Linked DNA regions of Homo sapiens: region 1 is linked to region 2. Evidence: chromatin contacts called from ENCODE Hi-C data. All regions are on one chromosome and are shown on one strand. Each heading gives the region's core, a stretch centred on a gene start or an enhancer-like site at or near the end of the contact. The rest is flanking DNA. Distances are from core to core; before and after follow the strand shown. Region 1 overlaps LINC02551 (long intergenic non-protein coding RNA 2551). Region 2 has its middle 22 kb from the start of PRDM10.

The links. Hi-C counts contacts between places; a loop is a spot of excess contacts on that map. Pooled maps may share reads with other maps.
Region 1: a map with no recorded cell type shows a loop between it and region 2 (9-fold over the local background). The contact joins two enhancer-like sites. A Hi-C loop is called at or near these places in 8 of 37 single-sample maps with no recorded cell type and 4 of 50 pooled maps.

The regions. Positions count from the first base shown.
Region 1 is chr11:130,845,417-130,851,702 of GRCh38, reverse strand. It overlaps LINC02551 (long intergenic non-protein coding RNA 2551), which reads left to right. Exons shown (of 6, transcript NR_125383.1): 4 at 4,661-4,840; 5 at 5,512-5,576. Among named protein-coding and RNA genes, the nearest start is that of LINC02551, 14 kb to the left of the region's middle. Within about 2 kb of position 2,367, at least 2 of the 41 ENCODE cell types and tissues checked have a DNase peak (open chromatin) inside an H3K27ac peak, as active enhancers do.
Region 2 is chr11:130,021,230-130,027,747 of GRCh38, reverse strand. No RefSeq gene overlaps it. Among named protein-coding and RNA genes, the nearest start is that of PRDM10, 22 kb to the right of the region's middle. RefSeq lists a silencer at 4,223-4,302. Within about 2 kb of position 4,272, at least 4 of the 41 ENCODE cell types and tissues checked have a DNase peak (open chromatin) inside an H3K27ac peak, as active enhancers do.

The DNA of each region.
Region 1 (6,286 bases), core at 1,118-3,617, 830 kb before region 2:
TGTCTTGTTTACTGCTCTCCTCCCAGCACAGAGAGTGGCACAGAGGAGGGACCCAATAAATACAATTTGTAAACTTCTAGTTTAAAGTAATGATGATAGACTCAAAGAAAAATTGCAAAAACCTTTCCTAGCTTTCTCTTACATTGACATCTTATAAAACCTTAGTAAAATTATTAAAACCAGGAAATTATCATTTATACAATACTCTTAGCTAATCTACAGACCTTATTTGAATTTCACCAATTTTCCCACCAGTGGCCTTTTTCTTATCCACATTGCATTTAGTCAGTATGTCTTCTTAATCTCCTCCAATCTGTGAGCTAGGTCCTCAGTCTTTCTTCTCTTTAATGACATTGATATACTTTTATTTTATAGAATGTTCCACCATCTGGGTGTGTGTCTGGTGTTTTCTCAAGGTTCGATGGAGGTTGTGCCTTTTTAGCAATACTCACAGTGGTGTTATGTCCTTCTCAGTGCATAGTATCCAGAGGCACATGATGCCACTGTACCTTACACCGGTCATTTGCTTATGGGGAAGGCTGTCAAGTTTCCCCTCTGTAAAGTTAACTGTTTTTCTTTTTGCAATTAATAAGCATCATGTGAGGAGATACTTTAAGAGCGATTAATATATTTTAATACATCAAAGGACAGAATCTGAAAGAAAGAGGTAAGTATGAGTTCCGTGCCTGCATTTAAAAAGCATACAGAAAGGATAAAATAGAGAAAGTGAGACACCAAATGAGATAGCAGGATGGATTTAGGCTACCAGCATCACTGCACTTTCAGGAAACATTCAGAGAACTACAGTTTCTGGGTCCTGGGGTTGAGAGTCCTCTTCCTTTTGCTCAGGAGACCACCCTGGGATAGCATGTTCAGATCTGGGCACCATCCTTTAAGTTGAGTACAGTCACATTACGTCAAAAGTGCATTTACGTTACCCAAATTCTACCATGCAACCTCAGCAAAAAAGAAAGACAACCATCTAAATTGTGTTTACAAGAGAGTAATCCTAGTTATATGTTTGTGCATCCAACCCTTCTTTATCCTACTGATCTCATATTTTATATTTACATTTTAAGAACAACCAAACAGGTTTTCAAGAGTGAGGTGGCTTAACACAATTTCCACTTATGCTCAATGTTCTCCACGGAGAACAATTCCTGTGAAAAGTGTGACTCCAATATGTAACAAACTAGAGCCTGTCCAGAGAGGTGAGCAAACAGATTTTGGTCTGCTGCGGAGGATTAAAGGAATGGCAGGTGCTCACATTTAGAAAGGCAACACTCACGGAAGTGCAGAGTAGTCATCTTACTCAGCTCAGGCTGACTAACAAAATGCCATAGCAGACTGGCTTTAACAACAGACATTTATTTTCTCACGATTCTGAAGGTTGGGAAGTCCAAGATCCAGGTGCCAGCCAATTTAGTTCTGTTGAGGACCCTCTTCCTAACTTACAGATGTCCTCCTTCTCACTGTGTCCTCACATGGTGGAGAGAGAAGGGCACATGAGAGAGAAAGGGAATTAAGAATAAGGATGCAAATTCTGCCAGATCAGGTCCCTACCCTTATAGTCTAATTTAACCTTAATTACCTGCATAAAGGCCCTATCTCCAAACATAGCCACATTGGAAGTTAGGAGTTCAACACATGAATTTGTGGGGGACACAAACATTGAATCCATAGCTGTAGTTATCCTCAAATGTTTCTTAGTCCATTACTTGTATAACAGGATGTTCAAGTGGGACTTCTCTTTATTGTCTCACTGTCTGCTAAAGCCCTAACACTAACCACAATAGGTGCCAACTACCTTCAAATTTAGAGAAAGGGGCAAGACCAATAATTTGTTCTGCTTGCGTTGGTCTATCACTCATCTCCAGATGATATAAGAAAAGACTAAGTATCCGTTAAGGAGGAGCAACAAATGGTAAGCTTTCTTCAGGAAGAAAGTTGTAGCCTGGGCAACAAAGCGAGACCCCATCTCTCCAAAAAAAAAAAAAAAAAAAAAAATCAGCCAGGTGTGGTGGTACATGCCTTTGGTCCCAGCTACTCAGGACCTGAGATGGGAAGGCTGAGATGGGAAGACTGCTTGAGTCTAGAAGATTGAGGCTGCAGTGAGCCATGATTGCACCATTGCACTCCAGCCTGGGCAACAGAGCAAAATTCTGCCTAAAAAAAAAAGTAAAGAAAGTTGTATGCTGAAATGCCCTCCTAATCCTCCACTACTCAGGCCAACTGAGATGAGTTTCAAAGAACCTCTAACAGGCTTGCCATATATTCCTTGGAATTGGGGCAGATTCTGGAACTGGTATCTGAGTCACACTTACTTGGAAGAAAATCTGAAGGAGGGAGTTTCTGGCTGTGGGCAGGGAGTAGAAGCTGTGCTGGCAGACTGAAGGGAGCTATGCAAACGGCAGCGCAAAAACACATGTTTCTCAAGGTCCACATGTGAATCCTGAGGAAGAGACCAGCATGAGGCAGTTTGAAAACTCTATCCAAGAGGACCACTGGAATTAGGGAGGGAGTGCAGGGTGGATGACCCCAGCAGAAGGAGACTGCAGTGAACCACCAGCCATGGGCTGGGCGAATGTCATCAACTTCTAGCCAAAGGAGGCATCCCTGCACCAGAAAACCGCAGTTGAGAGTCCCCAGAGGAGGAGCTTAGAAGAACCCAGAGATGTACCCATGAAAGAAAAGAGGAGCACTTGAGTGCTCAGCTCAGAGAGCCCTTAAACGCCGGATCACACCTGGGCCTACCAAGTAAGGAAGACCTTTCCCATCCACTGCCCTTCTCCTTCTACCCCTGGCCAGCCCTGAAGGAGCCAACAGCAACATGAAGAGTGGGAGGTAGATCAGCCAGGAGAACAAAGAAAAGAAGCAAGTCTCTGCAAGTTTCCCAGCCCCAGCCAGGGCAAAGGTAGTGATTGACAGCTTGGAGTTTAATAAAATATTGAACTGGGCTTTTAATATATGCAAAAGACCAGAATATTCCATGGGATCTGCAGGAAGGAAGAAGGAATTGAAAAAGAGTTATAACACAAAGTGGAGGAAAAATAGTTTCCTTCTATTAACACTGTACCAAATCCAGTCATTCAGAAACAAAACAGAAAGTTCCCTACGCCGCCAACTTTCTGGGTTGCTTACCTGTAAAGCCACACAGAGCTCTGCAGTTAGAAGGGTTCCACCCTTGGCTTAATGCTCTGTTACCATCTTGAAATTCTTAGTAATTTTTAACATGGGCCCCACATTCTCATTTTGCACTGGGCCCTGCAAATTACATAGCCAGTCCTAGTAACATATGTAACAGGGACTTAGCCTTGTTCTATGTGACCCCAGTTGGTAGAATGGAACCAATTAGTGGGAGGTTAAAAAAACAAACAAACAAAAAAAAAAAACAGATTTTAGCTCAATGCAGTAGTCCCCACTTATTCACAGGGAATATGTTCCAAGACACCCAGTGGATGCCTGAAACCTAGGATAGTACCAACCCCAACTATGTTTTTTTCCTATACATACATATCTATGATAAAGTTTGGGGTGCAACAGCAAAACTATATGAATTTTTTTCTTCTTCACAATTTCACAGGTAAAAAAATTCATTCTCACTGTAGATCTCAGCAACTTTAATATTGCAATTTTTATTCTTTCGTTATTAAGTCAAGAGCTCTCACCTTTTCACTTAACGAAAGCACTTCCCAGCTTCTCCTAGGCATGTTCAAATGGCCAGCATCACTACTTTTGTTCTTTGGAGCCACTGTTCAGTAAAATAAGGGTCACTTGAACACAAGCACTGCAAAACAAATGACAGTCAATCTAATAACCAAGACGGCTCCTATGTGACTCATGGGTGAGTAGCGCAGACAGCATGGACATGCCAGACAACGGGATGATTCACGTCCTGGGTGAGATGGAGTAGGACTGCATGAGATTTTTATCATGCCATTCAGAAGGGCATGCAATTTAAAACTTACGTGTATTTCTGAGATTTGCCATTTACTATTTCTGGACTGCGGTTAAGCACAGGTAACTAAAACTGTAGAAAGTGAAACTGCAGATAAGGGAGACTACTGTATCGGGACAAGTTTGTTAATACTCATAGCTACCCAGATTGGGATAGGCAGTGTAAAGGAGTCAGAGCTTCTGTTCATCAGAATCCATACGGCAGAGGTGGGTCAGCCTTTTGGCACTCTAGGGCCTCCAAAATCCTTTTCAGCCCTGGGATTATCTGATTCTTTGATTAATGAATGTCTTTCAAGATGCCTACCTTACCAACTTAACCAGGAAATGAATTCACTAGTACTGTGACCAGGTAAGAGTATTTCCAAGGGCAGCCTATGAGCCCTCAATGGATGGAGTTTCACTAATTCCCTCTGTTTCTGTCTAAGTTGTGAGGTATTTTCCTTTAATGAGAACATTATTGCCATTACTCACTGTATTTTTTTTGTTCGTTGTTAGTTGGATCTTATTATGGCTGGCACATCATGGCTCCTTTATTCCAAGAAGAAGTCTTTTAAAACATCCCAGAAAGTATCTAGGGCTTAAAGCCACTTTCATTAATCATTATTTTGACAATGAAGCATAAACAAACTGACAAATATTGTTTAAATTTAACATTAAAATTCAATGTGTATGTCTCAGTTATTGTTGTCATTCTTATTTTCAGTCAGGGAGATGGTTCCAGGAGAAGAAAAGAAAGTCAGTTGCTTTCTGAGATCAGGTGGGAAGTTTATCCTGTCAACTCCACCTTTAGAGTGCTAGTCTCTGGAGCCACAAGGACTGAAACTCTGCTTCAGAGACCCACCACTGATGACAACCATCAGGCTCAGGAACTGAAAAGAAATGGGTATGCTTGATCATGCTTAGTAAACACGTTTCACTACTGACTCACTTCTCCTGTGTGTTGGAAAACGTTGAGCTTCTTTCATACCATATTTTGGCCTTGACCTTTGTAGCATTTAGCCTCCCTACAATGGGGTCTATGTGTTTCCACACCCTCAGAGCAGGCCCCTAATTATAGCCATCCATTAAACTGTCAGAAAGAAATCCTCAACTCAATCATGTCTTTATCAAACTCTGGCTGTCAGTGGGGTCAAGTGAGGCGTCAAGTCTGACCTGCCCGGAGCCCCTGTCATGTGCTCATCTCACACTCACTGGGGTCTTTGTGACCAGGCAGGCTAGACAGCCACCTGGCCACCCCCAGCCCAGTCCCCTCTCCCACTGCATTGCCCAGACAGGGCGGAGCCAAGGGAGGCTCTCAAGCTCAGATAATGGGGCTGACATAATGTAAGGCCTTCTCCTTGACCTTATCTTGGGGTATTTTGTGCAAAGAAGTTGTATGGGGTTGGCAAAGTCCTAAATTGGAAATGGGGACTCTACTAAACAGGGAGGAATCTAGTTTCAGGGGAAAAAAATTATTCGGTTTGGACCTGCTTTTGGAGATTATGCAATAGAATCAGAGGATTTTATCACTACAAAGGAAATTGTACCTGTCTAACCCTTTATTTTACATTTCAGTGCAAATGTGGCCGAGGGACTTGGGTTTTACATTTATTGCCGAGTCTGGTTTTCTTGAGTTTCAGGTGAGTAATATTTTAAAGGGAGCTCCATAAGAATGAGGTTAATCCAAGGTTGTCATATGTGGCTTTATATTATTCTCTAGTTGGTTCACACAAATTTGTTTTGTCTCCCATACAAGATCATAAAATTCTTCAAGGATAAAGGTTATTTCTCCTCTGTAGCCCATAGTGTTAAGAAAGAACTTAAAGTATTTGTTGAGAGTTAGCAATGCTCTTTACTCATTTGTTCTGTATTTGAGTGTGTGTGTGTATGTATGTGTGTGTGTGTGTGTTCCTGTGTGTCTCCCCAGATAACTTATAAACACTACCTGCAAATTAAAATAGAACCACCGTGTTTTATTGCTAGTCCTATCACCGCATTTAAAAGACGAGGACATTGAGATCCAGGGAAGTTAAGTTACTTGCACAAGAATATTCAACAAGAATATGATTTAAACTCGGATCCACTTACAGCCCATTCAGTATTCTCCCCACAGTACCAAGTCCCCTTCTTGTTCTAACACATTGGTAGATAAATGTTGACGGGTACAAAAAAAGAAGACATCAGAAATAGGTGGGGTGAATCAGCCCTTAACTATTAACATTACTATTGTTATTAGCAATACCTTAAATATTACCCTGCCCATACAGCTGTTAAACTATTAAGATAAACACTCTTAACAGTTTCATGTATACCCCCACATAAACAATAACTGAAAGCAAGTTTGTGCCAT
Region 2 (6,518 bases), core at 3,023-5,522:
CAATGCCAGTAAATGTTTAGTCTTTTCTTTGCTGAACGTTAGGGTGTATTGACAAATATGGTATTAGAATCTTGTTAATGGGTGAAATGCTCTGAACTCTGCATACCCTCTTTGGGTTTGTGATATATTTTTTGCTGTGACTTAAATTGTGGTCCATGGACCAGTAGCAACATCACCTTGGAATCTGTTACAAATGGAAAGTCTCAAACCCTATCCCAGAACTTCTGAATTACGATCTACATTTTAAACAGAATCCCCAGATGATTTGTATTCGAATTACAATTTGGGAAGCACTTATATAGCCAATTAAGGAAGTTTATGGCTGTAATCCCAGCACTTTAGGAGGCCAAGGAGGGAGGATTGCTTGAGGCCAGGAGTTACAGACCAACTTGGGCAACATAGCGAGACACCTCCCTAGCCTCCTCACCTACAAAAAAAAAAAAAATTTTTTTTTAAATGATCCAGGCATGGTGGCACATGTATCTAGTCCTAGCTACTTGGGAGGCTGAGGTGGGAGGACTGCTTGAGGCCAGGAGATCAAGGCTGTAGTGAGCTGTGATTGTGCCACTGCATTCCACCCTGGGCAACACAGCAAGGCCCTGTCCCTAAAAAATAAAAAGTTTTTAAAACTCCTATGTCATTAACATAAAAGTCCCTTGGTTTTCAGTAATTATAAGGCAATGATTGTTTCCTTTTTTCTTTTTTTGAAACTGGGTCTGGCTCTGTCGCTCAGGCTTGAGTGCAGTGGCAAAATCTCGGCTCATTGCAACCTCCGCCTCCTGGGCTCAAGACATCCCTCCACCTTAGCCTTCCAAGTGGCTGGGACTACAGGCACGTGCTATCACACCCGGCTAATTTTTGCATTTTTTATAGAGGTAGGGTTGCACCGTGTTGCCCAGGCTGGTCTCGAACTCCTGGGCTGAAGTGATTCTCCCTCCTTGGTCTCCCAAGGTGCTGGGATTACAGGCGTGAGCCACTGCACTGGCCAAGGCAATGATTTCTAGTTTTTGGTTTTTTTTTCTGAGATGGAGTCTCGCTCTGTCACCAGGCTGGAGTGCAGTGGCGTGATACAGGCTCACTGCAACCTCCGCCTCCCTGGTTCAAGCGATTCCCCTGCCTCAGCCTCCCGAGTAGCTGGGACTACAGGTGCACACTACCATGCCTGGCTAATTTTTGTATTTTTAGTAGAGACGGGGTTTCACCATGTTGGCCAGGATGGTCTTGATCTCCTGACTTCGCCCACCTCACCCTCCCAAAGTGCTAGGATTACAGGCGTGAGCCTGCAATTTCTAGTTTTTATGGGGTCTTGGACTCTTCAGGGAGAATGTGCTAGAAACTATTATCTCTCCTCAGAAGAAATGCACATATGAATTTGAAGACAGCACTTTGCATACATTTTAGAGGGATTCAATGTTAAAAACTCGGGTCTTATTTTATTCTCTAACCTGGGGGAACACTTTTAAACAAATCACATGTGGATGAACTGAACGAGTAGGTCATGAACACAATATGAATAGTTGAGATGTTCGTGTGCGTATGTGACTTTTGTGTGAAAAAACAAAATTTAAAAATATTTCTTCTAGACCGGGCGTGGTGGCTCACGCCTGTAATCCCAGTACTTTGGGAGGCTGAGGTGGGTGGATCACAAGGTCAGGAGTTCGAGACCAGCCTGACCAACATGGTGAAACCCCGTCTCTACTAAAAACACAAAAATTAGCCAGGTGTGGTGGCGCGTGCCTGTAATCCCAGCTACTCAGGAGGCTGAGGCAGGAGAATTGCTTGAACCCAGGAGACAGAGGTTGCAGTGAGCCAAGATCATGCAACTGCACTCTAGCTTGGATGGCAGAGCAAGACTACACCTCAAAAAAAAAAAAATTTCTTCTAGAAACCTAGTCACCAGCAATGATTGCATTTTTAGGTATCAGTGATTAATGCTTCTTCTTGGTGAGGAAATAAAATATGTAAACTTAAAAAAATTTGATTGTGTCTTGACTACAGTGAAAAGCAATTGGGTGCCATATTGAAATGTGAAGAGAAGACTTGAAAGGGAAGACACTCAGTTCTCAAGCTCTCTGTTGGTTTTTTTAAATATGATAAGAAAGAGCAGTTAAGAGAACATTTACATTCCATGACCACATGAGTAGAGTAAATAAAAAACACTGCTAAGGAGGAGAAAAGGTCCTAAGATTAAATCCATGCAGGACCAGTCTGTCTCTTGCTGTTTGCTGAGAGGGAACAACAAGCTCAAGCAACTTAAAATCTAAACATGAACTATCAGCCGGGCTCAGTGGTTCACACCTGTAATCCCAGCACTTTGGGAGGCAAAGGCAGGCAAATCACCTGAGGTGAGGAGTTTGAGACCAGCCTGGGCAACATGGTGAAACCCCATCTCTACTAAAAATACAAAAATTAGCTGGGCGTGGTGGTGGGTGCCTATAGTCCCAGCTACTCAGGAGGCTGAGGCAGGAGAATCACTTGAACCTGGGAGGCAGAGGTTGCAGTGAGCTGAGATCATGCCACTGCACTCCAGCCTGGGTGACAGAGTGAGACTCCGTCTCAAAACTAACAAACAAACAAAACCATGAAGTATTATAGTATGTATCAGGGTACAGTGGAGTTTCTCCTCATTTCTTGCTGTCTCTTTTAATGAAGTGTGGTTTTACTAACAGAGAAGGATTATTTTTCTAACCAATAGCACTTAGTTTCCTCTCAGTGTTTAAAACTTTGCATCCATGTCCCTCAAGTATGTCACTGTCGGCTGGGCACTGTGGCTCACACCTGTAATCCCAGCACTTTGGGGGGGGCGGAGGCAGGCGGATCACTTGAGGTCAGGAGTTTGAGACCAGCCTGGGCAACACGGTGAAACCCCGTCTCTACTAAAAATACAAAAATTAGCCGGACGTGGTGGTGGGCACCTGTAGTCCCAGCTACTCAGGAGACTGAGGCAGGAGAATTGCTTGAACCCAGGAGGCAGAGGTTGCAGTGAGCTGAGATTGCACCACCACACTCTAGCCTGGGTGACAGAGCAAGACTCCATCTCAACAACAACAAAGAATGTCACTGTCTTTTTAGTCTTCTCACAGGCTTTATTGCCATATGTGCTGGAAAAATCCATCCAAATTCTTTTCATCTGATTTGCATGAGCAATATCTATTTCTGAGGATTATTCATGGATTACCCATAAATATTCAGAACAATGTTCCTGTAGATCTTAATCTTTGCTATATTTGGCTTAGGGTTTTGTTTTCCAAAAAATTTTCCATTTCCTTTCTCCCATTCATCATAAGATTCTCCCTAGTTTACCATTTGGTCAGCCACGATATTTGCAATCTCACTTGGATCAAATGGGACCATGTATATGGAAGGCTCTGTGTGTTGTAGAACACTATACAGAAAGAAGAGTTTTACTCCAGATAGAAATATTTTGCCCTGTATTGCGTTTTTAAAATTAAGCTTTAAGTAAACAACAAAAAAGATGTCTGAATGTTTCATCAGTGAAAATTCTTAGAAAGTATTTTCTATCTGGCCGGGCGCTGTGGCTCAAGCCTATAATCCCAGCACTTTGGGAGGCCGAGGCGGGCGGGTCACAAGGTCAGGAGATCGAGACCATCCTGGCTAACACAGTGAAACCCCGTCTCTACTAAAAATACAAAAAAAAAAAAAAAATTAGCCGAGCATGGTGGCAGTCGCCTGTAGTCCCAGCTACTCTGGAGGCTAAGGCAGGAGAATGGCATGAACCCGGGAGGCGGAGCTTGCAGTGAGCCAAGATCACGCCACTGCACTCCAGCTTGGGCAACAGAGCAAGACTTCATCTCAAAAAAAAAAAAAAGAAAGTATTTTCTATAATGTTTTCGGGGAGCTGTCATTTAAAACACGAATCATTCATATCTTCTTAGCCTACTCTACTAAAGGTTTTGTGTTTGTTTTTGTTTTTCTCTTTCCATTTTCCTTCCCAGTACTACTTCTCTGTTCCTGTTTGTAAGGAAAGCAAGCAAACCACTGGCCCAAAGTATACAACTGTTTTTCTCTTCCATCCCTATTATGTTCTTTTGTCATTTTCCCTATTATTGTTCAGCTAGCCATCAAGCCAAATTATAAACATGGGGGAAGATGATGGCAAAAGGCCACTGTTGGTTTAAAACAGGCTGGAAAGCAACCTTCTCCAACAAACAGGTAGCAATCCAACACAGGTGAAAGCACACAAAGGGGCTGCTGGGCTGTGACCCATGAACTCCCTTGGGACCAACTGGTGTGATCAGAGGAAAGACAATCGCAGATTGCTCAGTTGTGTTTCCTGCTGTCAGTGAGGAGTAGTGATAATCAAAACTAGGCTTGGCAAGTGAACAGACCATAGGCAAAGTGGTGGAGCCAGTCAAGCGTGTCTGGGGCAGAAGCCTTGACCTCAGGCATTCCAGAAATCATTTCTAACAATTGAGTCATCTCACACATCTCATTTTTTGAAGGATCAAGTTAAGTGCATAGTAGGTTCACCATAAACTTGTATTTTTCTTTGGCATTTCCTGTGATTTTTGTTACTCTTTATGGAAAACTATTAATTTGTATTTTGTGTCTAGTCACCAAACTCTTGTAGACTTAACTGTATACTCTGCAAGTAACGATAATTTTGTTTTCTCTTTTCTAATAATTATCTCTTATTTTTGTTCTATATTTTATTGCATTGGTTTGAATTTCCAAGGCAGTGCTGTTGGTTTGCAGAGACAGGGTTTCACTCTGTTGCCCAGGCTGAATGCAGTAGTATAACCACACCTCACTGCAGTCTCACACTCATGGGCTCAAGCAATCCCAGCCTCAGCCTCCAGAGTGGCTACTACTACAAGTGTGTGTTACCATCCCTGGCTAATTTTTCAGTGTTTTGTGGAGAGTGGGGTATAGCTATGTGTCTGGAATTGGTGGGTTCTTGGTCTCACTGACTTCAAGAATCAAGCCGCTGACCCTCGCGGTGAGCATTACAGTTCTTAAAGGCGGTGTGTCCGGAGTTTGTTCCTTCTGATGTTCGGATGTGTTCGCGGTTTCTTCCTTCTGGTGGGTTCGTAGTTTTGCTGGCTCAGGAGCGAAGCTGCAGACTTTCGCGGTGAGTGTTACAGCTCTTAAGGCGGTGTGTCTGGAGTTGTTCGTTCCTCCCGGTTGGTTCGTGGTCTCGCTGGCTTCAGGAGAAAAACTGCAGACTTTCACGGTGAGTGTTACAGCTCTTCAGGCAGTCTGGACCCAAAGAGTGAGCAGCAGCAAAATTTATTGCAAAGAGAGAAAGAACAAAGCTCCCACGGTGTGGAAGGCGACCCGAGCGGGTTGCCACCGCTGGCTCGGGCAGCCTGCTTTTATTCTCTTATCTGGCCCCACCCACGTCCTGCTGATTGGTAGAGCCCAGTGGTCTGTTTTGACAGGGTGCTGATTGGTGCGTTTACAATCCCTGAGCTAGACACAAAGGTTCTCCACGTCCCCACCAGATTAGCTAGATACAGAGTGTCGACGCAAAGGTTCTCCAAGTCCCCACCAGAGTAGCTAGATACAGAGTGTCGATTGGTGCACTCACAAACCCTGAGCTAGACACAGGGTGTTGACTTGTGTGTTTACAAACCTTGAGCTAGATACAGAGTGCCGACTGGTGTATTTACAATCCCTTAGCTACACATAAAGGTTCTCCACGTCCCCACCAGACTCAGGAGCCCAGCTGGCTTCACCCAGTGGATCCCGCACCGGGGCTGTGCACCCTGCGCCCTCACTCCTCAGCCCTTCGGTGATCGATGGGACTGGGCGCGTGGAGCAGGGGGCGGCTCTCGTCGGGGAAGCTCGGGCCGCACGGGAGCCCACGGAGTGGGGGGAGTCTCAGGCATGGCGGGCTGCAGGTCCCCAGCCCTGCCCCGCGGGAAGGCAGCTAAGGCCCGGCGAGAAATTGAGCACAGCAGCTGCCGGCCCGGGCGCTAAGCCCCTCACTGCCCAGGGCTGGTAGGGCCGGCCGGCTGCTCCGAGCGCGGGGTCCGCCCAGCCCACGCCCACCCGGAACTCGCGCTGGCCCGCAAGCGCCGCACGCAGCCTGGGTTCCCGCCTGCGCCTCTCCCTCCACACCTCCCCGCAAGCTGAGGGAGCGGGCTCCGGCCTTGGCCAGCCCAGAAAGGGGCTCCCAGAGTGCAGCGGCGGGCTGAAGGGCTCCTCAAGTGCCGCCAAAGTGGGAGCCCAGGCAGAGGAGGCCCCGAGAGTGAGCGAGGGCTCTGAGGACTGCCAGCACGCTGTCACCTCTCAGCTACATTGCCCAGGCTGGTCTTGAATGCTTGGGTCTCAATCAATCTTCCTACCTTAGCCTCCCAAAGTGTTGGGATTACAGGCATGAGCCATTGTGTTCAGCCTCAAGGCAGTGTTAAATAATATATGGGGCATCGTTGTCACCTCTTTTTTTTTTTTTTTTTTTTTTGAGACAGAGTCTCGCTCTGTGGCCCAGGCTGGAGTGCACTGGCACCATCTCTGCTCACTGCAAGCTCCGCCTCCCGGGTTCATGCCATTCT